2 separate regions of the Mus musculus genome follow, and region 2 is linked to region 1. Evidence: chromatin loops called from intact Hi-C (ENCODE). Cell type or tissue: left cerebral cortex. All regions are shown on one strand.

Region 1 (8,000 bases):
TGTGTATATTTGTGTGTGTGTGTGTGTGTGTGTGTGTGTGTGTGTGTGTGTGCATGCACATGTCTATTCCCAACGGCTTTACTGAGGGGTGGGAAGTGAAGATCTGCTCATTTCATGTCCCAGCCATTGAGTTTTACTTGGGTGACACACCGGTGAAGGAACAAGGGGCTGATGTGATCACTCCCTCCACCAACTTGGTTTGGTTTGTTGGTTTCTTATTTTTCTAACGGGAAGGCATTTCTCAGGGGCTGCAGCTGGCTGCCTCCAAAGCCAAAGCTAAGCGACCCATTGTATCTCTCCTGCCGTTCTCTTTCCATCTGAACCAGAAGCAGCTGAGTCTTTCAGGACCCCAGAAGCCCTTAGCAACCCATTTCATGTTTCCTTGATCCTTCATTTCTTCATCCTTGATCATTTTACCACTGTCCTGGCTGGTTTCGTCAATTTGACACAAGCTAGTCACTTGAAGGAAGGAACATCCACTGGAAAATGCCCCTAACAGATGGGCCTGTGGACAAGCTCCTGAGGCAGTTTCTTGATTAATAGTTGGTGTGGTCAGTGCTACCCCTTGACTGTTAGTCCTGGGTTGTATAAGAAGGCAGGCTGAGCAAGCCATGGGGAGCAAGCCAGTAAGAACATTCCTTCATGGCCCCTGCTTCCTGGCTCCTGCCAGAGTGAAGGAAATAGGGACTGGAGGGAAGGCATATGCATGGAAGAGGGTTTGGAAATGGGAAAGCATGGGGTATGTTTAGGAGGACGACAGCATATACATCTGCTTGTGGGAAGCCTACAAATCTATAAATACAAGCCAGAGTCACATTATATAGGACATTGAATGTCAGCTATGATTTTAACTCATCTCTAGACAGGCAGGTTAACCTTCTCTCCACTCGGAAGGCATTTAAATAATGGAGACCAGACTCAGCTCTCTCTTGACAAGATGCATATATTATGCCCAGAGAAATTTCCCAACATGACCCACAAGCAAGTGGGTGGTTGTGCTAGATCAGGTCTCACCCAGTTCTAGAATTGTAACATTTGGTGGTCTCTGGGGGCTATGAACATAAACTCTGCCTTCTGGTTCCATGGATGTCTAGAGCTTTTATTGCTCCTGAGTGAAAGTTCTGGCGTCTCTGAGAAGGGCTAGGAGCAGGGTTTGCTTGGAATGTGTTCCTCCGGGATATAGGGAGTGAGTACCATTTGTGGCACAGGGCACAGACCTTTCAGATAGGTGGTTCTGCCTGGGTTTCAAACACTGGGTAGTCTGGTCTATGTCACCCACACAGTGGTGGGAAACAGGTAGTATGTCCCATTCTGTGTAACTCTTGTTTATTTTACTCTAAGCAGTCCCACAGAGGAAACAGAGAGCCCAGGCAGACTTTGAGATGAGCTGAAGAAGTCTGACAGTATTTCTGACTCTCTACCTGATTTCTGTTCCAGAGGTGACTCTCTAGACTCCTGGAGCCAGTGGTGCCATGGACACAAAGCATCTGTTTGCGTAGAAATCCTGCAGTGGTGTGGAGGAGAATAGAAGAGGGAGGACTTGCAGACAGCTACACTCACTGCATTTCTAAGTCAGATGAGCATGTGAGGGGGCCTGATAGAGTAGTGACAGGTGAGACTATAACTGCCACGGGAACAGGGGGAACAGGGGTTAAGAGTCGCCAGTCCCATTCAGTAGATACGATTAACCATGTCTCCCTCCAGCTCTGTTCAGAGTTGGGCACTGAGCAAGCTACAACGGGGGCAATTCTCCATCACTCAGTTAAACTGTGTGACCTTTGACGTCCTCTCTGCCTCAACTATATTCTACTTCTTTGATTTAGTAAACTTCACTACCTGAGCTCTCAGCATGTTAAAGATTCGAAAAAGCCAAGGGGTTTGGGGGTAAAACTCTAAACGTTCTGGAGACAAAATGATTTAATATTAGAAAACTGAAAAAAAAATATTTTATATAGAAGCTTGATAAGTTCAATTATAATACAACCTTTCTGAATTTCTTTGATTATATAAAGAAGAAAATATTTCCAGAGACAAATACAAAGAGTTTGAAGTAGAAATGGAGGAATAGAGTCAAAAGTGATATATTTTTGAGTCTACCCAATTCTCCCTTCCACAAGTTCTTCCCCACCCCTTCCCAGATCTAACTGGGTCCCATACCCACTGTCTCAGCTTACTTTGGCTACCCCAGGCTGCTCCAAAACCAACCTTTAGGTGTCTGCCAGGACCCAGCCTGCCCTGCCCTCTCCTGAACCTCCCCACCCAGTCAGGTCCCACACATCCTTCTGCAGAGTCTAGCCCCTCCCCCTCATCAAGGAAATTTCTCTTGGAGACATAGACCAAGACAGAAAACCACAACCAGTCAAAATGCAGAGTTGTGGAGCCGAGTCCCCAATGACATAATGACGACACAAGTCCTGGACCTGGGGAACATTTTGGAAGAAGGAGCAGAAAGATCGTAGGAACCAGAGAAACAGAAAGTCTGCTATGAGATTGGGCCTCCTAGGAATATCAGAAGCCTTATCCGTAAGGTGTCGCCAGCATGGCTGCCAAACCTTGAGTTTAACAGGGATGATACTTATAGACACATGGATGGGAGAAAGCTCATGAGGTCTCAGCCGTACTCGGAGAAAAACCGCTAGAGTCTAAGGAATGCTACGAACAGGAGAAACAGTTTTCCTCAGGGAAGAGCATGCCAACCGGTTATCTCACCACAAGCAGTGAGCCTGAAAGCATGGACACACAAGTAACACCGTTCAGACTATGTAGGCTGTGTTTGCGGACTTAGGAACACACACACACACTTACTATGTAAAAATAAAAGAGAGGAAGAGATTCTATGGGAGGGTTTTCAGGGAGAAGGGGAAGGGGAAATATGTAATTATAATCTCAAAAATTAAAAGAAGTAATAATCTTACAAAGAGTAAGACACTCCCCCCAATGATATATTTAACCGCATGCTAAAATCACAGGAACACGATGGCAAATGGAAACATCTGTAATCTAAGTCAGCCTGTTCGATGCTTTTAGAACCCTACTCTGCTCCGTAGATGCAGTCCTTGTTGTTGGCCCCATCCAGCCTGGTTGCTTCTAACCTCTCATTGAAGTGCATCATACCAGTGACACCATTAGAAAATGATTCTTTCACTTCTTTTCCTCACTCTGGACTCCTTCAGCCACCAAGTCTGCCGACCGAGGCTTCTATGATATACTGATGTTTCTGCTTCTCAAAGCCATTACCAACTGTTTAGTCCAAACCCTTGCCATTACTTATCTGAACTATTGCCGTGGTCACTACACAAACCGTGTTCCCATACACTGGGTCTCTTTTAGCCCATGAGGGCACTGCAGTGAGATGTCCTTCCCTTCATGGTGCTTGTGTTTGAACGGCAGCGCTAGCTGATGAAAAAGCAACAAGGTGAGAGTCAATGATGGTACGTTCTAGAAGGCAAACGAGCTGTAACAGGAGAAAGAATGAGGAACACCGGGAACATAAGGAGAATGGCTACAGAGGACTCGTCCTGCTGAGGCCCAAGAGCAGCTGGGAATGGGGGCATGGGGTGAGGGAAGTTAGAACAAAGAGCAGAGAAACCAAGGGGCTTTGCGCAGGGTGATGGTAGAAGGGATCAGGAAAAGCAGCCAGAGTCAGGTTAACACAGACCTAATGATCCAATGGGGGTGACTCGGGAATGAAGAGGGTGTTCAGTGGGGAGGGGCTTGGGTGACTGATTGGATGGATCGTGGTGGTATTTATTATACTGAGAAAGAAGAAAGGCTTGGGACAGAGAGAAGGCCATGCCAGTGGAGTGGGGTTCTAATTTTGCAGCTCTCCCCCACCCCCCTCGTAGGCTAGAATGTTTCCATCCCTGAGTTCTGACCATGTCTCCTCCCTGCCGTAAACACGACTCAGAAAGTCTTGCCCTTTACCATAGTGTACATGGCTGCTTCTCACTTTGACGGAACATAACATTCCAGGGTCTCCTGTCTGCTTCATCATAGAGCTTTAAAACTGCCTCGCGCTCACCTCATTACACAGTGAACTCCGCTGTTAGGTGAAACTGAAATCAGGATTTTTATCGTCCTTGCCCTTGCAGTTTCCATGCGGGGCGCGCGATGGTACTTAGTAACATTGATGGGACAAAAGAGGGAGGGAAGGAAGAAAAGGGGGAAGGAGGAGGAAAAAGAGAGAGAGAGAGGGAGAGGGAGAGGGAGAGGGAGAGGGAGAGGGGAGGGAGGAGAGGAGAGAGGGAAGGAGGGCGAGGAAGGGAAAGACTGTTCTCTTGGTGAGAACCCTCCTTGGAGAATGTAGCCTTTAGCATCTGTGCCATCCATCCCCATCCTCTTCTGAGCACTTGTGGAGACAGAAACCTCAGATGGAATGTGAAGAGCGCCATCTAGAGGTCAGAAGACTCAAGACGGGACCTATTCGGAAATTGAAAAGCAGGCAAAGCAAGAGCTTACCTACAGCAATTGTTAAGCCCATCCGTGGTAACGTTATCCAGAATATGGTTCACACGTGTTTCTCACGTGCCCAGTGGGAAAACCCAGAACAGCAACAAAAGTACTGAATGACCCGGAAGGTGAATTTATTAATATAAATATGGTTGCTCTGACAGCAGAGCCCCTGGGTTTTCTACTTCACGTGGGCAGACTTCGCGGAAGCTCCGCTTCTTCCATATCAGTTGTAGTCCATTAGTGGCCAGGTGCTACTCTGTGCCGAGAAGCCAATCGCTTCTATTACCTGGCTTGCAGGAACATCTGTGAGGGAGGCAGAATTGGCCTGGCTGAGGGCTTGCACACTGCAGTAGGGATGGGAGCAGGGGCTGATGCAGGTCCGTGACAAGGCAGCTTCTTGTCTGATTGAACCTAATAGGCCCAGGCACCGCACAGAAGCCATCAGCAGCTCTGCTGGTTAGCTGCGAATTGCCCACCAGAATTGCTCTCTGCTCCAGAGTGGCTTTCTTTTACAATTTAACAAAGGGTGGAGAAAATTGTGGGGCAGTGACTGCAATTTACACGTTGAGCCTATGCCTGCAGAGATCACTGTAAGGATATTTTTATCTTCTTGTTTTTGTTTGAGTACTACGGACTCAGGTACAGGTAGGTTTGGTTTGGCTATGGAGGTCAATATTCTGTTTCCTTATTTATAAGAAGGTCCTGCTATGCTGTGCTTTGTGGCTCAGTTAAAAACACTATACAGCAACCGGAGAGATGGCTCAGTGGTTAAGAGCACTGACTGCTCTTCCAAAGGCCCTGAGTTCAATTTTTTAAAAAAAGAACACTATAACACTATATAGTGTTTTGCAGATGTGGAAGACTAGAATAGAGGTAAAGAGACTGAATTTTTCCCAACTATATGATCTCAGCTAAGTTACAAGATTGCCTGAATACTGCCTCTACCCCCACCCCATCCCTCCACCACCCACTTTCTCTTCCTCATCCTTTGTTTGGTTTCGTTGTTGTTGTTTTGCTTTGGAGGAGTTGTTTTTTGTTTTGTTTTGTTCTGCTTTGTTTTGTTTTGAGTTGGAGCCTCACCATATAACCCAGGCTAACCTCAAAGTTGTCATCCTCCTGCTTCAGCCTCCTCAGCCCTGGAGGGAGCCTCTATACCCGGCTCTGAACCCTGTATTTCTAAAACTTGAGAGAAGGGAAGGTTTTGCCAATCTCTATAAACAAACACTGTAAAGAAACCATGCAGAGAAAAAAAAACCACTTGCTACTTTAAAGAGAAAATTATCGAAGTATAATTTGTACACAATGAAACCCATACATCTTTACGTGGTCCAGAGGATCTTGGGAAACATAAACAGTTGTGCAACTCACACTCAATCAAAACAGATCCTTCACCCCAGGAGTGACCCGAGGCCCCTCCACAGTCAGCAACTCCAGCCACAGCCAGATGCAGTCTGCCTCTCATTCTGCAGCCATAGGTGGCTCTCTCTGTTTCAGGACTTGACACAAATGGAATGGCATGGCTGATGCTCCTGTACCTTTCCCTCAGTGTTTTGTGTGGTTTGCCCATACTGTTACGGGTGTCCATGACTCTTAGTTGCTGGAGCTATTCCATTCTTTTTCCACTCTCCGCTTTAAGAGCACATGTTACTGAGTTTTAATAAGTGTGTCTGCCCCGTTTTCACAGCCACAAGCAGATAGCACGTTCCCGTGGGCTCCCAAACTTCCCTGGAGCTCCATCCCACCAGTGAGCTTGAGGATCCGCCCGTTTCTACCCCAAACGCCCACCGAGTTACAGATGCTCACCCACCCACCCCACCCCCAGCTCATACATGGCTGCTGGGGTCTGAATTCAGGTTTTCATGCTTGGTGGGCAGCTACTCCATCCGCTGATCCATCTCCCTGCCCACCCCTCATATTAATTTTTGTCTAGATTGCTAGATTTAACTTACTAGTAGTTTGTCAAGAACACTTGCATCTATATTAGGAAATGCCACTGATGGATAGCTTTCTAGTGATAACTTAGGCTTTGGCGTCTGGGTAATGCTGGGTTCATAAACGGTGTCAGGGAGTCTCCAGGGTGGGCTTTTTTGGTCAGGTTTACACAAGCTAGAGTTAGCTGGGATGAGAGACCTCAGTTGAGAAAATGCCTCCATCAGATTGCCTTTAGGGAACTGCAGTTCCCTGTGCTAATAGTCCTCAGAACACTCATAGGGAGTAGCACTGTTAGGAGGTGTGGCCTTGTCAAAGTAGGTGTGGCCTTGTTGGACTGAGAATGTCACTTCGGGCAGACTGAGGCTTCCGAAGCTCAAGTCATTCTTTCTTCCTGCTGCCTGCCAGTCAAGATGTAGAACTCTTGGCTTCTTCCCCAGCACCACATTAGCCTATGTGCCACCATACTTGACATGGCAACATGTCGTGCCACGTCATGATGACAATGGGCCAAACTTCTGAACTATAAGCTAGCTACAAATAAATGTTTTCCTTTGTAAGAGTTACTGTGGTCATGGTGCCTCTTCACAGCAATAGAAACCCTAACTAAGACAGGCATTTTTCTTAATTAACCTTTGATATGGAAGGGCCCAGTACATTGAATGCAGGAGCTGAAGCAGAGACTATGGAGAAACCCTGCTTACTCGAGTACTTCCTCTGGCGTCATCATGCACCTTGCCCAAGCGCACATGCCCAGAGGTGGTACCACCCACAGTGGCAACTGGCAATCAAGCAAATGCCCACAGACATGCCCATGGGACAGTCTGATGGAGGTGATTTTTTTAACTGGGGTTTCTTCTTCCCAGATGTGTCAAGTTGACAAAACTAACCATCTCGGTGGACTTTGTGCATTTATGTTTTGTTTGTTTGTTTGGTTGGTTGGTTGTTGGTTTTTTTTTTTTTTTTTTTTGAGACAGGGTTTCTCTGTGTAGCCCTGGCTGTCCTGGAACTCACTCTGTAGACCAGGCTGGCCTCGAACTCAGAAATCTGCTTGTCTCTGCCTCCCAAGTGCTGGGATTAAAGGTGTGTGCCACCACTGCCCGGTGCATTCATGTTTTTAGGGCAACTCTTCATTTTTTTTTTTTTTTTTTAGCTCTTATCCTTGACCTTGGTGGTTTGTGCCTCACTGCCTGCCAAGCTAGCTCAATGGAGGCTTCTCCGCTGGAGCTTATTAGAAAAGCCTTTCTTCTTTCTATTGGGTCTTCTCTCTTCCCTGTCTGTTTTCCGTGCATTTGATGTAAGTTTTGATCTCATTCTTGCCCTTTCTTTCTGAGTACTTCAATTTTAATTTGCTTTCTTTTGTAGTCTTGCAAGACAGAGAATTAGATTACTAATTTAAGATATTCTAAATTATGATCAACTAAATAGCACTTCTCTGGGCAGCCTTTTTAGTTATAATTCACAAATGTTAGCACGTACATCTTCATTTGCACTAATTTTGAAGTGTTTTCTAATTCTTCTCTATCTCTATTTTGGCCATTGGTTTTGAGAAATTAGTTACTTTTAAACTCTTTGGAAATTTTTCTTAATATATTTATGTTTTGGTTTGTTTTTTTTTC
Region 2 (8,000 bases), 230 kb before region 1:
CGGAAAGCCCTCTGTGAAGCTGGACTCAGGCTACAGGACGAGTCACAGCAAATGTTCGCATAATATTTGTACTCTTGCCATCGGGTCAGCCTTGTTCAGAGCCCATTAAGTGTGCCATTCAACACAGCCTGTTCCGTTGAAGGCCTAGTGCAAGGGGAACGAGCTAATGGATCTTGGGGACCACTTGGCCACAGGACACATCAAACGCACACCATGACAAATGCTGAACCCCTTTATCATCCTCTGTCTTCGCACTTGTCACTAAACTCTCTCCAACAGCCTTCCATTCTGCCCTTCACAGTCACGGTGATGAAAGATTGAGAACTTGTCACAGTCTGATGTGTTCTGTCGCCTTGTTAAGCCCAGTTCCTGCTATGAACGAAGCACTAAAAGATGCCCAGTGAGGATCATGTGGATTAATTGAGATAATTAATTAAGCTAACTTGATAAGAGAATATTCTGATACTCATGCAAAAGAGACAGAAAAGGGCTGGCTTCTAATAGTCCTACTGTGTGTTTTTCATACATCATGGATTTTTCACAATCCCGGGAGGTGAGTCTTCAGGTAATTCTTGTATGTTTGTATGGGCATACATGTGTGTGTGTGTGTGTGTGTGCGCGCGCGTGCGCGCACGTGCACATGGAGGCCTGAGCCTCTACATTTTTACCTGCAACATTCAAGAGTAACACGGCTCCCCAAACTCTACCTTTCAATGATTTGTGAGTTTGTAATTAGGTGGGTGCACAGCAGGGACCAAATCTCAGATCCAAGAGTGTTCGAGGAGGGTCGGAGCATCACCTGTGATAGGTCACCATGCTTTCCTCAGGTCGCTGCAGAGCAACCTTAGTGGCCTAGATACCTCTGTGCCCCAGGCTGCCTTTGAGTTGGCATAGCAAACTCTTGCTGTAAAAACACAGCTCTCCATGTCCCTTTCCCATTCCAACAGGAGCTGTGTCTGTACTTGGGGAGAAGCCAAGCACAGTAAAAAGATTTCAACAGAGAACTGAGGAAACACCCCCACTGAGGTTCTCATAGCAACATAATCACGCACAACAGCAGCCTATTTCGGTGGGAGCCTGTTTCAGCTCCCCTCCTCCCCTGTTAGTCACAGAATGGATGAACAAGCAGAAGGAGTGTGGGGTGGGGACAGGGTTGGGTTGGAAGTCAAGAGGCTGGGGAGCTGGTTTACTGAAGCTCCTGCAGCTTGTCGAGGGACCTTAGACAATTGCCCCCTTCTCTTTCATCCGGAGTCCTTACCTGTAAGAGGACTGGACCAACGTGTGGGTGGGGAATCTTGCTATTCTAGTCTTATTTGATTGCATACGTACTAAGCCTCTTTTGATCCAGCATCTCAGAGCCTTATCTGAGAGAAGACGAGTAGGGGAAGAAAAGCAGGAGGTAAAAGTCATTTTTTAGATGCAGTTATGTCCCCTCCTCCATACTGTGTGTGGCAGGATGGCAGGATGGCAGGATGGGAGTGAAGAAGGATCAGGCATTGCCAAAGACTGCTCATTCATGCCCAACTCGAATTCAGGTCTGTGGTTTGAGAAGGTTGAGGGGAATTTACTCTTGTTTTGGGATTATCAGTGCGGTTAACCCAAGCTTCTTGCTATATTTTCTTTAATCCTTCTCATCTCCCTCCTCTTCCCGTTTTTTACTCCTCACCTCTGCTCACGGCCATGTCTCTTCTCTTTGCCTGAGGATCTTGGTCTGATAGAAGTATCTATCACCGTGAGCCGAGCTGGGTTTTGGCCCTTTTCCTCAATGAACCTGGGTTAGTTGAGGACAGTCACTCTTACACTTCTTGGCTATCAAAGGCTATGATCAGACTAAACAGGGCGATTGGTTTAAATAACTCAACTAAGGACTGAGATGAAGCGGGAAGAAAGCTCCTGGCACATCTGTGCGGTCCCTGACCTTGACCTGTGGGCCAGAAAGCCTGAAGGTTCAGCTTTCCCGGAGATAGCCAGCTACAGAGTCCTGAGTATGGCCTCCCTCCCCCATTGTTCTATCCCTCAATGCCTGACAGATGGCCCGAAAGAGAGAAAAAAAGCTCTCAAAGTGAAGACAGGAATGCATTGTATAAAAATTCACACCCCCCGCTGCCGCCCAAACTCTCCCTTAAAAAAGGATCGAGAGAATCCTAATGGGTACGTGACATCCTCACGGCTCTCTCCCATAAAAGGGACGTCAGGAGAGGGTGAAGGTGGGGGAGGGGCTGTAGGGGAGGGGGAGAGATGTGTGTCCCCCCGGGAGTGGGGGCTGACAGGCTAGACAGGGGTAGGGGAGCTAGACCGCGGACCCTTTTATTGATTTGTTCCTGGTTGTTTTCCCAAGCCACCTCAGGCAGCCACCTTCACTTCAACCCGGTCCTCCTGAGAGGGGTTTGAAGGCCTTCTGGTCTTGGGTCCTGAGGGTGAAGAAAAGCTAGATAGAGAGGACCTAGAGTTGAAGGAGTTGAGGACTTCCCCCTCCCATCCAGACACCCACCCTGTTCATGCCCCAAACAGTAATCCGCGCAGGAAGGATCCAGGAATCGACCGGGTGGGGGGGCTGGGGAGGGGTGAGGGGCGTAGACATTTGGTAACCGTGGCTGAGTCTTGTCCGGTGCTTGCCCTCGTTAGAAGGACTTGCACTGGGCTGAGACCCTCCAGCAGCCTCGTGGACGCCTGCTTCCCGGAGCCTGGCGCGCGGCCCCGCAGCGTGCGCGCAGCCCTAGCCCCCGCGCCAGGTGTGCGCCGCGCCAGGAGCGCAGCGGAGCGCAGGCGGCCCCCAGACCCCGCGGTCCCGGGCACGGGGGCGGGCTGGGGGTCTCCGCCGTCAGCGCCCCGCCACCCGCTCGCTCCCGCGCACCTCCCACCCCGCCCCCACTCACCGGCTCAGCCCCCGGGAGCGCCGAGCAGGACGCGTGTTGCTTCGCCCAGCGATCGGCAGAAGTTGGGAGAGTTGCCGTCCGCCTCCCGCCTGCCGGACTTCGGAGCCGCTGCCTCTGCCGGCGAGCCCGCGGGGCCGCCTCCCTCCCTCCCGCCCAGCCCGCCGCGCAGGGGAGAGGGGCGCGGAGGGGGTCGTGAGCGCGACCAGAACTTGCAAGTGTGCGAAGGGATGCGAGGCAGATGAAGAGCGAGGAAACGTGAACAAAGTGGCGACCGCAGGAGGGACTCCACAGAGCTCGATTGTCGCGGAGGACGCTCCGGGAGAGGGGCTGGCTGGGATTTTTTCCCCCCTCCTCTTGCATTCTTAGGCTCTCTTTTAAAGCCACATCAGCCGTCTCTCGTTCTTTACTATCTCGAATCCCCAAACCCTTGTTGGCTCTTATGGGCATGAAACACTCCTCCCGCTGCCTGCTCCTCCGGAGGAAAATGGCGGAGAATGCAGTCGAAAGCACCGAGGTAAGGAGGCGACCGGGCCGGGGTTTTCAGCGACCCTGCCTCCCACTGGGACCCCTGTGTGCCGCCGCTGCTTGCTGCCACCACCAACGCCGTGGTGCCAAACTTTCCCCATCCCGCTTGTCCCTGCCGAGAGAGAGAGAGAGAGAGAGAGAGAGAGAGAGAGAGAGAGAGAGAGAGAGAGAAGTGTAGGAGTGTGTGTGGGGGGCGACGGTGCACGTCTCAGTTCCTTTCCCCCTTGAAAATCTAAATTTTCAGCCCCATCACCCTCTCCTGCCACCCTCTGCTCCCTTCCTGTTCCCCTAAGTCCCAAACCTTGGGCAGCCCGGCTCCCCTGCCCCTGTGCACAGGATTCCGATAGTGATCCCGGATCCCGGCTTTACGAAGAGCTGGAGTGGGTTATATTAGGGCCAGGTTTGCTCCCTGCAGTGCACCGATTATCTCCCACCGCTACCTGGGCTTTACCCTTCAAGCTCGAGGTGGTCCCCAAGCTATGGGTCCCTGCAACACCGCGGAGAGCTCCCGGCCTTAGGGGGCCGACCTGGTGGCAGTACTAAGCACCTGCACCTGACCTCCCCCGCAGTCCCCAGTCCACAGCTGGGCCGGAGGTCTGCAGTCCTAGGGTGCTTAAGGCGCCGAGGGAGAGCGGAACCCTGGGAGGGCGCACCGACCGCGGCCCCATTCAGCACCAGGGACAGCGCCCGCGCCTGCCGCAGCTTAGCCCGCACAAGCAGCGGGGGTTGTGCGCCCTGGGCTGCAGCGCGAAACCGGTCTGCGGCCACTTGTCCCGCAGCAGCTTTTAAGGAGGCCGCTCTAGCTCCGCAAATGATACTCTTGCCCTCCGTCTTCGGCAGTCCTTACGGCCGCCCCGTATCTGCCCTTTCTCTACTCCGGAGTTGGCCTTGAGCTGCAGAGAGCCCAGCGGGTCTTTGCGTCCCGAGCAAGTGTGTTCTTTCGCCTCGCTCTGACCCAGCTGTCATCACAATGGGATTTTTCCCTGGTTTTGGGCACCTGTAGTCATGGAGGGGATCGGCATGGGCAGCCCCCTTACCTTCACAGAGGAACTGTGCGCCGAGGTGGGGGTGGAGTGGGGCGTGTGTGTGATCATCCCTTATTCGGTGGCAGGAAAAAGACACAGAGCAAACTCCGGGGCTCTATTAATAGCCCAGTGTCTGGTGGGGCTGCCGTACATTTCACATACGGTAACCCATATGCAGCGTGGGGCTGAGATGGGGGTGTGGCGCGGAGACTGTCCAGGCCTTGCGGGAAAGCAAAAACAACGTGAAGACCTTTCCCGGCCTTCTTTCCTAGAGGTCACAACTCATTCCCCGCCTCACGGTATAGGCAGCAAAGCTTAAGAATACCCATTCCTTGGACACTAGAGGCAGCATGCTTCTGGCAACTGTCGATTTTGAAACAAACACGATCTGGGGCTGGAAGATGAGGGGCATACAGCAGTTAATGTCTTCTCCTTGAGTTAGGGCAAAGCCATTCTGCATGTCGTTCCTTGGACCATCCTCTTCCCCACCCCAACCTGGGAGCAGAGTCTTTGAAACCGAGTAATAGCACCAGACGCTCAGCATTCCCCTCCCCCTCCGCCCTCTGATCGCCCACCCGCGGAACAGGTTTCTAAAAATAGCTTGGAGTCTCAAGGCCGCGCACTGGTGAAGTGTTGGGCCAGCCAGCTTGTAGCAGTCCCTGCAACCCAGTAGCTATAGCTCTTCCCTGCTTTTTCCCTATCCCACCTCATCTTCACTTGTCTTAAAAAAAAATAGAAAATAAAAATAAAAAAAGTTTTCGTGGGTCCTCGTCCACAATCACCCGGACTGGCGTGTGGGGTCTAGTGCAGACCCGGGCCACGTTCCGCAGTGTGCAGTGGCGGCTGCGGCTCTCTCCACCTCGGTGAGGGTTAAAGGCGTCCGGAGCAGGCAGAGCGACGCGCGACAGGCTATTTTTACTCGCTTCCCCCGCTGCTCTGAGCTCCCCCTTCTCAGCAGTCGCACATGCCAGCTCTGCTCAAGGCATCAATGAAAACAGCAGTAGAAGCGGTGGTGGCAGGGGCGGAGGGGGGGGGGGAGGACGACGGAGTGGGGAGGGAGGGAGGGAGGAAGAGAGAGAGAGAGAGAGAGAGAGAGAGAGAGAGAGAGAGAGAGAGAGAGAGAGAGAGAGAACCCAGCTGGTCTTAGACCCCTTAGATGACAATGAATCAAAGCGGAACATGGGAAGGTTCAGCTCTCAGCAACTTCCTTGGAGAAAGGATGCAACCCAGACTTGGTCAAACGTGCCCAGTGAGGCATACAGGCCTCGTGACTACTGCTTGGTTTTCCTCCAGGAACGGGCAGGCTGTTTTTGGAATAAGCTAAGAGCAAAGTGGTGCTTCCAAAGTGGGGTATTGAGGGGGTTGCATTGCCTGCACATCTTAGGGGTACCAAGAGCACACTTGTGGATGTGTGGAGTGTGTGGGCGGGGGGGGGGAGGGGCGGGAATGACAACGGTTGCTGTCCAGTCTCTAGCAGGTACTCACTCTGTACCCGGAAAAGTAGGTTTCTAAGACCCTAGTGGCCTGGCTTTTGCCCTCAAAGAGCTCACAAATTAGTGAACACAGTTGTGACTGGAGAGCCCGGTTACATCTTTCCCTGCGTCTTGCAGGTGGTAGCATACTACTTGTGTTCTGTGCTCATACTAAGGCTATGAGAGAAGCGAAGGTTAGTATTTGTTTCCCATTTTCTTGGAGACCACAGAGTAGCCTGAGGTCAGGCAGTGACTCCGGCCAGCTGGCGGGTTAAATCGGGCTTGGGGTATGGATTGCCCTCACTTTCAATCCATTGCTCTTTGCTCCACTCTTGCTATTTCTAGCAAGATGCCATGTGTGAATGGGAGTGCATGCGAGTGGGAGGAGACGATTGCTTTGGAAGGGAAAGGCAGTGGGGAGGGAAGGTGGGGAGGGGAGGCAGAGAGGATGGCAGTTATCAGGCAGGGGAGGGAGGTGGTGGTGCTGCTGGTGGTGGTGGTGGTAGCAGTGGTGGTAGTGGTGGTGGTGAGGCATGTAGTATTGAGACTGAGGCTGTGACTCTATATACTGTGACCACCATCTTCAGACCTGGAACAAGGTGAGATACTAGGGCATGGAGCCTCCTGTGTGAGGCGTTGTGGCTTGAGTACACCTTCCACCCCTTTGATTTTGGTCTCTTAAACTTGTTCATGAGCTGATTCAGTTTGTGGCCAATAATCTGTGTATGGTGTAGGGAAACATCAGGGCAGTCCCCGACCTCACTTCCTGCTCTGTCTTCCATCCCAGAATCTCCTAGGGCCACTTTTTTCTTTCGAGACAGGGTCTCCCATACCCCAGGCAAGCCTTGAGCTCCTTATCTTTCTGACTCTACTTTCTGAGTGCTTAGGCATGAGACCCCACTGCAGTGGGATTTACACAGTGCTGGAGATTAAACCCAGGGTTTTGTGAATGTTAGGCAAACTCTACCAACTGAGCTACATCTTCAGTGTGGTGCTGGGGCTTCCTGTGACATCTGTAGAGCCTCCACTCCCACTCTCTGCAGCCTACGCACATGCAGGCCCTTTATCTCCATGCTAGAACCTTAGCTCCCAGCATCTGGCCATGTCTGGTCCAGCCTCCCCATCCTTGCAGGGCTAGCTTTTGAAAGGACAAATCTGCTTGTGGTAGGTCAGCTCTCTGAAAACTTAGGAACTACCTCATTTCCTACAGGGTACTGGTGTCCTTAGCATAGTAAACAAGGCCCTTGAATACTTGCCCTATGGGAGACTCCAAGGCAGCCGAATGTATGCTGAATACTTTTGTGATCCTCCATCCATCTAAAATGCTTCTTCCCGTTCTCCTCTCTGGGGGAAAAAAGTCTTCCTCAACCTGCAAGATTCAAATCAAATGTTGCTTCCTCTGGGCAGCCTTCCCAGATCTCTCATTTAACCTCTCTCCCGAGGGAGAGTAATCCATGGATTCTTCTTAGGTATTTGTGCTGCCTGTCTCTGACTTTTCCTATCACGAGGTAATTGTCTTTTATATATGTTTATTTCTCCAATTGAATAGGCAACCTTGTTTCTTTTTCTTTTTCACTTGTCTTATTTTTAGCATGGTTTTTGCCACAAGGCAAATAATAACTGATTTGTGGGATTATAAGACATTTTTAAAGCCTTCTGACTTTCCAGAAATTGTAAGCACCTGTGTTTACTTACCGGGCCAAGGTCATCTGATATGACTGTAAGGGATTAAAGCAGGCAGGTTGGAGGAGCCACAGTAAGACTGAGGCTGTGACAATTTTACTGAGAGCAATCAGACTTTTTATAACAGAATATAATGGCAATTTCTAGGATCAATACAGTTATAGTTGCCAGGATACAATCATGCTTGCACACTTTACAGGGTACACAAAATTAAAGTCTAAGACCAATTGTTCTGTCAGGCTTCCATGCTTCCTTGACTTCTGGGGGAACATAGAGGAAAACAAAGTGGCCAAAACATGTCACTGACCAAGGACTGTGTCAGTCTCTCAGGAACTGGAAGGCACATTGTAGCCCAAGAGCAAGGGACCCCATGATGAGAAACCTATGGCTCTCAAGGCAGCTAGGTCACCATGGTTGCC

What was found. A loop is a pair of places that touch in the nucleus more often than their neighbours do. Peaks named below come from ENCODE experiments on the same cell type or tissue, not always from the same donor. Only the 100,000 strongest peaks of a DNase experiment are listed, where the experiment ranks them.
Region 2: a loop joins it to region 1, with 2.8 times the contacts of the local background. A loop is called at or near these places in 3 of 42 quality-filtered maps.

The regions. Positions count from the first base shown.
Region 1 is chr6:127,538,554-127,546,553 of GRCm38, reverse strand. No RefSeq gene overlaps it. Among named protein-coding and RNA genes, the nearest start is that of Cracr2a, 19 kb to the left of the region's middle. In left cerebral cortex, a CTCF peak has its summit at 4,401 (motif pointing left); DNase peaks (open chromatin) are centred at 719 and 4,389.
Region 2 is chr6:127,764,063-127,772,062 of GRCm38, reverse strand. Prmt8 (protein arginine N-methyltransferase 8) reads left to right here and starts at 2,904. Exons shown (of 10, transcript NM_201371.2): 1 at 2,904-3,390. The coding sequence starts at 3,316. In left cerebral cortex, CTCF peaks have their summits at 3,922 and 4,763; DNase peaks (open chromatin) are centred at 5,694, 6,071, 6,252, 6,967 and 10 more places; H3K4me3 peaks cover 5,072 bases; H3K27ac peaks cover 4,521 bases.